Regions from separate parts of the Homo sapiens genome. Here region 1 is linked to region 2. A link is a contact called in ENCODE Hi-C or POLR2A ChIA-PET data. All regions are on one chromosome and are shown on one strand. Each heading gives the region's core, a stretch centred on a gene start or an enhancer-like site at or near the end of the contact. The rest is flanking DNA. Distances are from core to core; before and after follow the strand shown. Region 1 holds the start of LINC00428 (long intergenic non-protein coding RNA 428). Region 2 has its middle 73 kb from the start of LINC02341.

Region 1 (6,241 bases), core at 636-3,135, 380 kb before region 2:
GACCTAGGAACTGTAGAATCCAGTTTTGGAAAGCACCCTAGGTATCTATTTTAACCATTACCCAATGCATAACTAAATGTACATGTAGAGATGGTTTATGAAGAGTCAATAACTATTATGATAGGCCCAGCTTATCTGTCTGTTATTTGATTCTCTTCCCTTAATGCTTAGTCCTTAATGTGGAGATTGTTTTACAGTTGTCAAAATCATCTTTCTCCTTTTCTTTTTTTCCTTCCTTCCTTCCTCTCTTTCTCCTTCTCTCTTTCCTGTTTCTCTTTCTTTTCCTTCCTTCCTTCCTCTTTCCACAAACATTTGTTGAGTGCACACTATATTGGTGTTGTGTAGGAAAATAACACATAGCTCTTGCCCTTAGGTGTTTATAGTTAATTACAGGGAAAACCATCTTTTAGTTTTTACTTTTTCAACATGTGGTGATTAAGTGCAGAAAGAGCAAGTAAAAATGTAAGATGAGGAGCTTAAATCTTCCTGTCGAAAATAAGGGAAGAAATTTCTCCACTCCTTTTTTCTCTTTCAGAATGTTTTCCCTGGCCGGGCGCGGTGGCTCACGCCTGTAATCCCAGCACTTTGGGAGGCCAAGGCCGGCGGATCACGAGGTCAGGAGATCGAGACCATCCTGGCTAACATGGTGAAACCCCATCTCTACTAAAAAATAAAAAAAATTAGCTGGGAGTGGTGGTGGGCGCCTGTAGTCCCAGCTACTGGGGAGGCTGAGGCAGGAGAATGGCGTGAACCCAGGAGGCGGAACTTACAGTGAGCCGGCGATTGCACCACTGCACCTCCAGCCTGGGCGGCAGAGCGAGACTGTCTCAAAAAAAAAAAAAAAAAAAGTTTTCCCTGTCCTTTTCTATGTATGTGAATCTTTTTAGTGGCTAAATAAGCCTCTGGGCTACCTCACAATCTGGAGTGTTTCTTCAAGGACCTGGACGTCCTCTCTTCCTTGATGTAATCATCAAGGAAGCTAAGGCTTTAGCTTCCGGTTTCCTAAGAGGAGAGGGGTGTAACTTCAGTTGTTGTCTGACTCCAAATTGCAAAGCCTAACTAATGGTAATGGGTTGTATCCCCTTAGCTATAAAAGAGTGAGAGTTCTTTCTGGTCTTTGCCATTTCTTTAGCAGATTGCCTGTAATGTGCATCACTTTCTGGTTTAATGCTTATTTAATAATAAAATAGTTTTCCTTTTACCTTTGTAGAAAGCTTTTCTGGGTTAGGAGGACATTTCGTTTTTAATTATATTTTCCCAGGAGTGCTCACTATGTGCCAGGCACTCTTCCAGGCACCAGAGATATAGCATTAAATAAGACAGAAGCTGCCCTCATGAGCTCATATTCTAGGACAGATAGACACTGAACAGTAAGAATAATATCTAAGGAAATCATGCAGGCAGCACATTAGAAGGCGGGGCGGGGGGGGGGTGGTAAGTGCAGTAAGCCATGTGTAAACAATCGAGTGTGATGAGCTGTGTAAAGAACAGTGGGAGTTTAAAGGAGAGAGAGGTAAGTTATCCTGGGGCAGTTGAGGACTTGATGTTTGAGCTGAATCTTGAAAGATGAATGGTTTTGAAAATAGCTCATTGCTTTAGGGGAGGAGTGGAGCTGGTATTCTAGGAAGTGGAAGATATTTGATCAAAGAAATATACATGACAGCAGAGTACATTAGGGGAAGTCTGCATAATCAGCATCTCATTTGATACCATCAACAACCAGAGGCAGAGATTTTTTTTCTTGTTCTTCCTTTTTCTCTCTTCTCCTGCTCCTTTCTCCTACTCTCTTGTAATGATTCATACTGTTGACACATATTGAGTTTACTATCAGCTAAAATCTTTAAACTTTTTCACACACATTGTTCCTGAGTCATAGCACCCTAATCTGTACTTGTTGGCATACGTTTTATTCTCGGTAACCTTGTAGGAGTTTGTGTGTGTGTGTGTTGTGTATTGAAGAAGAGTTGGAGAAGAGACCGAAGTAGTTAGGCTGAATAAAATAGAACTCTGGAAATGATGACAGGCATCTCCCATACTTAAAGGTCTATCATAGGAAGAGAAATCCATTCTTTTTTTTCTATGTGATTGTTAGAACTAGTGGGTGGTACTTTAGGGATATAGATTTCTACTCTATGCCAAGAAAAGCTTTTAGAAGTTGATTTCAGAATTGACCAGGTACATCTCTAAAGAAATCCCTTGGGGAGAGGGTGAGGTCTTGGAAAAAATACAGACTCCTGGGCCCCATCCTTGACTTACATCACAAATCTTGTTACCAGGGACCAGGAATTTGCATAACAGGCTCTCAAGGAAATCCCTAGGTACACTGAAATTTGAAAACTTCAAGAGAATTAACATACCTTTTCTTTGAGAGCCCTTTCAACCTGGGGAAACTTTGATCCTATGAGACCCTAGAAAGGGGAACCACAGAACATTCATTTTCTTTGGGGTGTGGTGAGTCTGATGACTGTGTAACTAGGATGATTATTGAGAACTGAAACTAAAGTCCTTAGCTCCCCAGTCAACTGAACAGGCTGCCTCTTGGCCAAGAGGACCCCAGAGAAACCTTTTAAAAACTGAGTTTCTGGCCATCACAGGACGAGAGGTCAGATGCACCTCTTTATCTTCCCTCCCTTTTGTGGTTTAGACACAACATCTGACCAGCATTAATGTTGAAATAGAGATCACGAGACTGTCAGAACAGACTCTTTGTTCACAATGAGATACCACATTATAAACAGGACCGAAGGCCATGTTAAGTCATGGACTCCTACAGTTAAAGAAGAAACTGTGTTCCAACTGCCACAAGGTTTTTCTTTTTCTCTAGCAGCTAAACACGCGCTGGCCTTGAGATAAGCAATATTAAACAATTGCAGCTCATCCACCAGCAGAGCTGACTAACTGAGGCCCCCTGCTCCACAAGCCAGAACTACAGCTTTGATTGAATAAAAGACTGGTTTCAGTATTTTTCTCCTGCTAAGAGACCACCCACAGATCGACTAGTTCCAGCCGAGTTACAGATGCTGTGCATTTGAGTGCCTTCCTTTCCCTGCTTCACCTTTTGACATATAGGGCTTACTTGTAATATATTTCAATGTTAAGTCTCCACCTAAGGGAAGCATGAGATGCATGTAACATGCATGTTTATTCAGTATGCATGCCATGTTCCCCCTTCATGAATATCTGGACGAAAGACTGCATAGCTCCTCCCGTAACCTGTTGAATATATACATATATTTGGCCAACCTGTTCAACAAAACGTATGTCTCATCCTTCCCTCCCTCGAAGTACCCGCTGACAGAGGCTTCTCACAGAAGCTACACTTCTCAGCCTGTCAGAATGGCCACATTGTAGGCTGCGAGTCTTTATAGCAAACAAAGTCTCCTTTCTAAATTTGTGATTTTTAAGCTGATACCATAGAATTCATCTTTCAAATCAGGACACTTTTAAGAGTGAAATGAAGTGCTAAAAATCCTGGTATCTTTTTTCAAAAATTTACTAACTGACAAATACATTTTTATTTTTTGATGGATCTGCCAAATAATTATTTTGAAACACTATTTCAAAAATATTTTTTCTAGAAAGTAGAATAACATATATCTGTGTACACCAAAGAAAACTTTTAAAACTTCTTTACATATATAAAAAGTAGAAATTTTACAATAATATAATCAGAATAATTACCCCTTTAGTCATTTTTTGAAAACACATTTGTCTCAAATACCATGTCATTCTATTTTTCTAAAGAATGTTTTCTTTTCCTTATATGGTCTTGCTATGTTAAAATTTTAAATAAAATTGTCCCAATATTTTCTTCAAATTTGCATTTAATGACTAATAAATTTGAAATGAACCTTCTCTGTAGACCATATCAGGATTGAGAATATACTCTTTTTAACGTACTTAATTTGTTTAGTTTCTTCATGCTTTGGTGGGGATACACTTTGGTGTCTTCTTGTTTTTAAGACTTGTTACTAATAATTCCAATTGTCTAAACATGTGGAAAGCTAAAGTTTTTTGAAACTCTATTCATTGAAAGTGCTGATCAAAGATTTCTAACTGATTTGGACAAATTCAGCCCAGATTTAGAGAGCTAATTTTTAAAAAGAATTCAACAAAAAGATACTTAGATTGATATACAAATTATTTCTTCAATGCTCAAATATTTCTAAAATTCTCCTTATGGCAGACAGCAAAGAGAGAAAAACACATGATACTGCCTTGTATTTAAAATCATATTTTTGCAAAAACTATAGTTTAGATATTTTAAGTGTATACATATATATCATATTTATAAATTCTTCGTGACTGCTACTATTTTGATTGGTAGATTATCACTACTTGTTTGAGTACAAGTATGAATCATGTTGCACATCTAATTCCCAGTACATTTCTGCTCCATAATTCTTTAGAAAAAACATGCTTTTACAATGACACTGTGCTATGCCAAAATTTGTACTTAATTATGACACAAAGATAACTTTAGTTTGAACTTTTAAAAACAATTTATGATAGCACTGATTCATTTAACTGGATTTACAATGACATCTCACTCTAGTAATATCAGATGTTTTTACCGTCAGCAAAATAAAATTCCAAATGTTTTACTTTGATACCATGAATTGGATGAAAATAAAAGGAATCATTGTTGAAAATAACTGTTTTCCAATATGAAGCATCTGACTCCATTTCTATAAAAGTGGCATCATTTAATTGTTTGAAACTTTTTTTTCTGCCATTGGATCCAGCACCTTACCATCTATCGCTTTGTAGGGGAGGAGACCAGCTTTTCCTCTCTCCATCTTAGGTTCATGGCTGAGGCCCCTATAACAAAAGACAGATGAACCAGAGAAAAGCTTACATGTTTATTTAACATGCATTTTACATGAAATGGGAGCTTTCATAAGGAAATAAATACCTGAAGAAACAGTTAAACCTGTGTATTTTTTAAACCTGTGTATTTTTATGCTGGGTTTGATGAAGAGAGGAGAGTCATAGAGAAATATAATAGGGTGAAAAGTATGACATGATGATTATAAACTGGGGAAACTCAGCAAGGCCAGTTTGTTCAGTTTCCCTTCTGTGACCTTTTGTTTTCAGGGATAAGGATGTTCCTTTCTTCCTGGCATAGAGAGGGCACATCTTACATGAGAGTCTATGACCTCTTTCAGGGGAAGGTCAGAAAATCTTTCCTAGGTTTTATGAACTGCATCAGGGAAGGAGGCTGGGGGAAAGTCAGAGACACTTTCCCGCTTCTGCTGTTTTCCTCAAATTTCTTCCGTTTAAAATATTCAATACGCCAAGGAACCATATTTTGGAGCAGCATGCCCTGAACCCCATCAGCTTCACTTTTTGTATGTGTACAACAGACACAGAGTGCAGATTTAGAGAGGCAGTCATTTGATCCAAATGAAAAGCCATGCTTCACAGGATACTTTCCTTGTCTGCACGTGTCAAGTCCTCATGTTCATGCACAGTATGTATCTCAAATGTACTCTCGAATGAGAGTAGATACTAATAGTTTAGCAGATTCGTGTTTTCTATTTTTCATGTGGTGAGTGATGTCATATAGCCCCCATGGTAAGTGTTGATAAACATTTTGGGATTTATAGGTTTGTCATTAACATTCTCATGAACAAAGTATTTGATTTTCCATTACACATTTCCTTTCACTTTTTGAGCCCATTAATGCCAAAACATTTTTTGCAAAGTTAAAACGTGTTACTGTCAGGCCTCTGAGCCCAAGCCAAGCCATCGCATCCCCCGTGACTTGCACGTATACGCCCAGATGGCCTGAAGTAACTGAAGAATCACAAAAGAAGTGAATATGCCTTGCCCCACCGTAACTGATGACATTCCACCACAAAAGAAGTGTAAATGGCTGGTCCTTGCCTTAACTGATGACATTACCTTGTGAAAGTCCTTTTCCTGGCTCATCCTGGCTCAAAAAGCACCCCCACTGAGCACCTTGCGACCCCCACTCCTACCCGCCAGAGAACAAACCCCCTTTGACTGTAATTTTCCTTTACCTACCCAAATCCTATAAAACGGCCCCACGCTTATTTCCCTTCGCTGACTCTCTTTTCGGACTCAGCCCACCTGCACCCAGGTGAAATAAACAGCTTTACTGCTCTCACACAAAGCCTGTTTGGTGGTCTCTTCACACGGACGCGCATGAAATTTGGTGCTGTGACTCGGATTGGGGGACCTCCCTTGGGAGATCAATCCCCTGTCCTCCTGTTCT
Region 2 (5,934 bases), core at 1,802-4,301:
TTTGTTACTGCAGCACAATCCTACCTATCCTGTCTAATACAGGTGCTTTTCCAAAATGCTCTGCAAAATTTCTATCCTTAATTGCTTATGTACCAGGAGTGATTTATTTCTGTACATTTTAGTGACACTGCTTTGTGACTCCCTCTCATGTGAATATTTTTGTGAATATTTTATGTTCCATGGGTCAGCTGACTCTGTCTTCTACCCTCAATGCTATGAGGAAGGCTATTATTTTTTCCCAGAACCATACCAAAGGCAAGGCAGTGGGAATGGCCCATGCCATGGAGGAAATAAGAAGGTGCATTTTCTGTAGAAATTTTTAAAACTGTAACAAAACCAACTAAAGATCAGTGTGCTTTTTATTATCATCATAGGACTGCAGTGCAATGCAGTTTATAAGAGCCTGTTACATATCATGCTAGAGAACTTCCCCAGCAGTAAACAACCAAATTAGCTGGGATCCATGAATTAATTCATTCATTTATTAAATACCTCTTTTGAACAAGACATGGTGCTATGCACTGCAGATAAAGGAAGGAACAGCACTGGCACTGTCCCGACCCTCATGGCATTTATACTTGGAGCACAGGAGCAGGAATTCTACAAGTGTGCAAGTTGGCATGATATGCATTTTTCCTCCTTGAGGAGGTGCCATTTGAGTTAGACCTGAGTGATAAGGAAGAGGCAGCTGTGCAAAGATCTAGAAGAAGAGCATTCCAGGCAGAGTGACCATCAATGCAAAAGCTTTGAAGCAAGGACAAGGTTAATGTGCCTGAATATTGTGAATGCAGTTGTGAGTGGAGAGAGAGGGGGTCAATGAGAGAAGCAGGGATCAGGCACTATGCGATATCTTTCAGGCCATCCATTGTAAGGAATCAGAATTTTCATCTGGTTGGGAAGGGAAAGCACTGAAGAGCTTGAAGCAGGCAAGTGATATAATATGACTTGTTATTTACAAAGACCTCTCTGGCCTCTGTGTGGAGACAGAGAGGCAAGACGGGGAGCAGGACATCAGTGTTGGGGCTGTTGCATTGGTCCAGACAAGGGACGGTTGATATGCCTTGAATGAGAATCTTAACAGTGGTTATGACGAAAATAGCCAAATTCAGAAATTGACAGGACAAGACTTACTGATCGATTGGACATCAGCGGCGAGTGAAAGAGAGGACACATAAACAACTCCCGGTTAAAATTTTGGATTGGACAATTGAGTGGATGGTGAGCATCACTTACTGAGACATTTTTTTCTTAGTATATGTTCCATTAAACTGAAAAAAATTAAAGTTAATCCCCCTTTCTTAACTTCCTTCTACACTGGCAAATAATAATAATAATAATAATAATAATAATAATAATAATAATGAGAGACATATTTTTCAGTTAAATGACATTATCAAATTAGACTACTAGAAAATACCATAGATCAAATCATCTGGGAATTACCACCCCAGAGCATCCAGGACTGAACTCAGACAGGCAATTTGATTGGCTCACAATGATATCATAATTCTATTTCAGGGCAGAACTGGAGGTCTGCCTGTTGATGCCCAGAGCCTGAGGTCTGGCCACCCACGGGTCCCTAAGCCCTCATCTAGATTCATGCTGTGCTGAGACCATTCTGTGAGTTGATAAAAGGCTGTAGGGTGGCTGGGCCTTAGGGTAGAGGGTTGTGTAATGCAGTGCATAATGGCAGTGGAGGTAAGATTAGAAACCAGAAAATATATGTCAATGTGGTCCGACCCCTTTCTGGGTTCACATCAAAATCCCCGTTTGCTTTCCAGAAAGTAGTGGTACAAACCATTATTCCTGTTCATGAGCTCCTTGGGACAGTTCTTCTAGGACACAATTCTCCCTTGCACTAGAAACTATTTTAAAAGTAAACAACACCAGACACCACTACTTAAAGAAAGTCTGGCTCTAACATCCTTCTCAGAAACATTTTGTTGTTGTTGCACAAAAAGTGGCCTCATTACAAAGAGCTTTATTCACAGATCTACAAAGAAGGTAGAGACCATAGGGTCACACACCCAGGAGACAGAATTAAACAGTGTCTTTCCAGAAAGGCAGCAATGAATTCCAAAACAGATTTCAGCTATGAAGATAGATTTTTGCCTATTGCCTGCAATAGGAATAGGAAAACCCTCATGTGTCTAGCGTAATAATATAAGACTTTCAAAGGGCATGGTATTTATTCAAACCACACCATCAGTACAATCTGCAACTCAAATTGCAATGTCAATTTTCCCTTATTGTGCATGTTTCCAGTGCAGTGCCTGGAGCTGAAGAGTGGTGGGGCTGTAAGTCAACCTCTTCGGCTTTGGCCAACTCCTTTGGGTGTTTTGAAGGCATCTCCACCACTTGGCTCATAGCATGTGTCTGATTAAGCCATTGTAATAGGATAATGGACAATCTCATATTGTGGAATCATAATATGGCATTGTAAGATGGACCCAGAGAATCATATCAACGCAATTCTCAAGGGTGGAGTACACACACACACACACACACACACACACACACACACATATATATATATGCACACACACACACACACATATATATGTACACAGTATCTAGACTACAGCAGGCTAATAATTTAGTGGGCAGTATCGCATAGTGGTTAAAGGCTTGGACTCGAGACAGACTGCCTGAGTTCACGTCCCATTTCTCTCATTTACCAGCTCTAATGTGAAACCTTGGCAAGTGTTAAACGGCGTGACAAAAGTAGAACGTATTTCATGGGATTGTTGAAATGATGAAATGAATTAATACACATAAATGACATAGTACAGCACCTGGCAAATAGTAGGGACTATTTGGTATTATTATGATTACACTGCACACTTTTAATCTAAGGCCACACTTCATGTGTGTCCCCTTCATGACTTCATGTGCTGTCAGAAATCATCCTAGAGAAAAGGATGTGAGAAACTAACATGCAATGAGCCTCTACTCAATACCAGGAACTATTCCAGAGAATGTACATGTGCACTATCTCTAAGTCTGAGTCATTTCCCCAACTGCAGTAGCCCATGACTCAAGTGGGGAGAAGTGTGGTATGATCCAGGTACTTAGTATAGCCTTGCCTAGATTTAAAACCTGACTCCACCACTTACTAGCTGTGTGACCTTGGACGAGTTATTTCACCCTCTAAACCATCATTTCCATATCTGTAAAACAGGTATAACATCTAACATTCATGGTGCTTCTGAAGATCTAACAAGCTGACATATGTCTATGACAGTGGCTGGCACAGTGTGGGTTCTCAGAAGCAATGTTGCTCCTCTAGTTACTTCTTAGCTTTTACCTCCAAGGGAACTGGTAGCCTTCCCTGGAAGAACCCAAGGCCAATAGGCATTTTACTATTTAAACATAATTTATTCTTTCATGGAAAAAACATTTTAAATCATTACATGTATAGTGAAAGAAAAAGTAAATTATGTAAACATCTGGAAAGAGTCTTAAATTTCCAATAGACATATGTTTTCTTACTTAGCATATATTCACCGTTCAGCCCCATGTATTTGTCAATACAGAATTTCCTTTAATTCCCCCGTAACTTAGTTGTTTTAACCAAAGAGTAAGAGTTAATTGGAGCAAAGAGAAAGATGAGATGATGATCAGCAGTTCTGAGATGACAGGGATTGATGGCTTTCTCAGTAATCTGTGGGGGCTCACCCTGACTACTCATTCTGAAATGAATCTGTAGCTTTCTCGACCAAATCTTACAACTTTGAGGGATAGGCATTTTATAATTTTTTTAATCTTTTTTTTGAGACTGAGTCTTGCTCTGTCACCCAGGCTGGAATGCAGTGGCACAATCTTGGCTCACTGTAACCTCCGCCTCCCGGGTTAAAGCAATTCTCCAGCTTCAACCTCCCGAGTAGCTGGGATTACAGGCACATGCCACCAAGCCCGGCTAATTTTTGTATTGTTTTAGTAGAGATGGGGTTTCACCTTGTTGGCCAGGCTGGTCTTGAACTCCTGACCTTGTGATCCACCTGCCTCGGCCTCCCAAAGTGCTGGTATTACAGGCATGAGCCACTGTGCCCGGCCGGCATTTTACAATTCTAAAGATAGGAGGGCTGTGAAATGGCCCTCAAGGAGCTAGGCTATAAGGTGTCATTATGTTTGGTATCACTGTCCTTTCCTTTTGGTTCCAAGGCAGTGATGGGGATGTACATTACACCATATCTAAAATTAAAGATACCAGATCTAAACACATGCCTCTACCTACTGAAGCCTGGCGCTAGACCAGTGACTGACCACAGCATACAAGGTCAGCTGGTATTGTTGAATTATATAAATTTGGGTTGGATTGGGTGGCAGAAGGTGCCAGAGCCCAAGCAGACTGATATGAGGCAGAGCTTACCCAGGACTACCATTGGCGTGGCCAGGTACTTGACAAGGCAAGTGGGCATTGGGGCCAGGAGGGAGAAGCCAGCAGGGACAAGGCGTGGGCTTGCAGAGGTACAAAGCCCAGTGCTCCTTACTGGAAGAGGATGCTTGTTCAGTCTTTTAAATGCAATACACCCTTCTTATGACACAGCAGGATTGTCGGGACTCCCTGCCCCCCATAGGATTGCTGAATACTAACGCCAGGAGCCAAGTCAATCAATAATTCATTCATTCTACAAATATTTATTGAGTACCTACTATGTGAATAAAATATGCCAAATTTCCATGACCTGGCAGTGCTTACAGTTTAGCAAGCAGAGACAGATAGTAAATGAGTAAATTATTCAGTATATCAGAAGATGAAAAGTTCTCAGGGAAACAAAAAGTAAGGCAGGGTAAGGGAATTGGGAATATAGTGGGAAGACTACAGTTTTAAAAACAGTGGTCAGAGTAGGTCTCATTGAGGAGATGACTTTTGAGCAAAGACTGGAAGGGAGTGAGGAAGTAAGCCACGTGGTCACCTGAGTGAAGAGCATGCAGGTGACCAGAATGAAAAGGATTATTTGCAGTGCAAAGGCCCTAGGATGGAACACACCCAAGGAGGCTGGTATGGGTGGAGAGCTGGAGGAGAGGGGGAGAGCTGTAGGAAATGACATCAGCGAGGTAACAAGGAGGGTGACCAGACCATGGAAGGTTCTGAGAACTTTCATTTTTACTGAGTGAAATATGGACCTGCCGGGTACAGCGGCTCACACCTGTAATCCCAGCACTTTGGGGGGCCGAGGCGGGTGGATCACCTGGGGTCAGGAGTTTGAGACCAGCCCGGTCAACATGGTGAAACTCCATCTCTACTAAAAATACAAGAAATTAGCCAGACATGGTGGGGGGTGCCTGTAATCCCAGTTACTTGGAAGGCTGAGGCAGGAGAATCGCCTGAACCCAGGAGGTGGTGGTTGCAGTGAGCTAAGATAGTGCCATTGCACTCCAGCCTGGGCAACAAGAGTGAAACTCCATCTCAAAAACAAACAAAAAAAAGAAATATGGAACCAGAACCATGCAGGGTTTTCAGCAGAGGAGTGACATGATCTGAGTAATGTTTTCAAAAGATTAGGAGGCTGTTGCAATAATCCAGGAAAGATACAGATCAGGGTGGTTCAGCAGCAGAGGTGGTGAGACATGGTCACATTCTGGATAATTTTTGAATCAGAATTTCCTGGTAGAACCAATGCTAGATGTGACAGAGGAGACTTAGGAAGAACTCTGAGGTTTTTGGCATGGATATCTGGAAGCTTCAAGTTGCTATCAACTGAGATTTAGAAGGAGGAGGTTTGGGGAGAAGTCAGAAGTTCACCTTTGGATGTGATAGGTTTCAGATATCTGAGAAATATGCTGGAGGAAGGGTAGACACTTGTGTACAATGAGTCTGGAGTTCAGGAGAGAGGTCTTTCTACACTGGAGATACAAAAGCAAATGAGAATGAGGTTTTCAAGGGAGGGGTTGGTGACAGAGAAGAAAGTCAAGGACAGGAGACTTCTA

What was found. A loop is a pair of places that touch in the nucleus more often than their neighbours do. ChIA-PET counts read pairs that join two places held with the same protein, here RNA polymerase II (POLR2A). Pooled maps may share reads with other maps.
Region 1: a pooled map shows a loop between it and region 2 (8-fold over the local background). The contact joins two enhancer-like sites. A Hi-C loop is called at or near these places in 2 of 37 single-sample maps with no recorded cell type and 6 of 50 pooled maps. POLR2A ChIA-PET finds 5 or more read pairs at or near these places in 2 of 52 experiments (Panc1 and WTC11).

What each region holds. Positions count from the first base shown.
Region 1 is chr13:42,872,640-42,878,880 of GRCh38, reverse strand. It overlaps LINC00428 (long intergenic non-protein coding RNA 428), which reads left to right and starts at 6,137. Exons shown (of 5, transcript NR_126389.1): 1 at 6,137-6,241. RefSeq lists an enhancer at 5,442-6,230. Within about 2 kb of position 1,885, at least 5 of the 41 ENCODE cell types and tissues checked have a DNase peak (open chromatin) inside an H3K27ac peak, as active enhancers do.
Region 2 is chr13:42,495,073-42,501,006 of GRCh38, reverse strand. No RefSeq gene overlaps it. Among named protein-coding and RNA genes, the nearest start is that of LINC02341, 73 kb to the right of the region's middle. RefSeq lists an enhancer at 4,881-4,980. Within about 2 kb of position 3,051, at least 2 of the 41 ENCODE cell types and tissues checked have a DNase peak (open chromatin) inside an H3K27ac peak, as active enhancers do.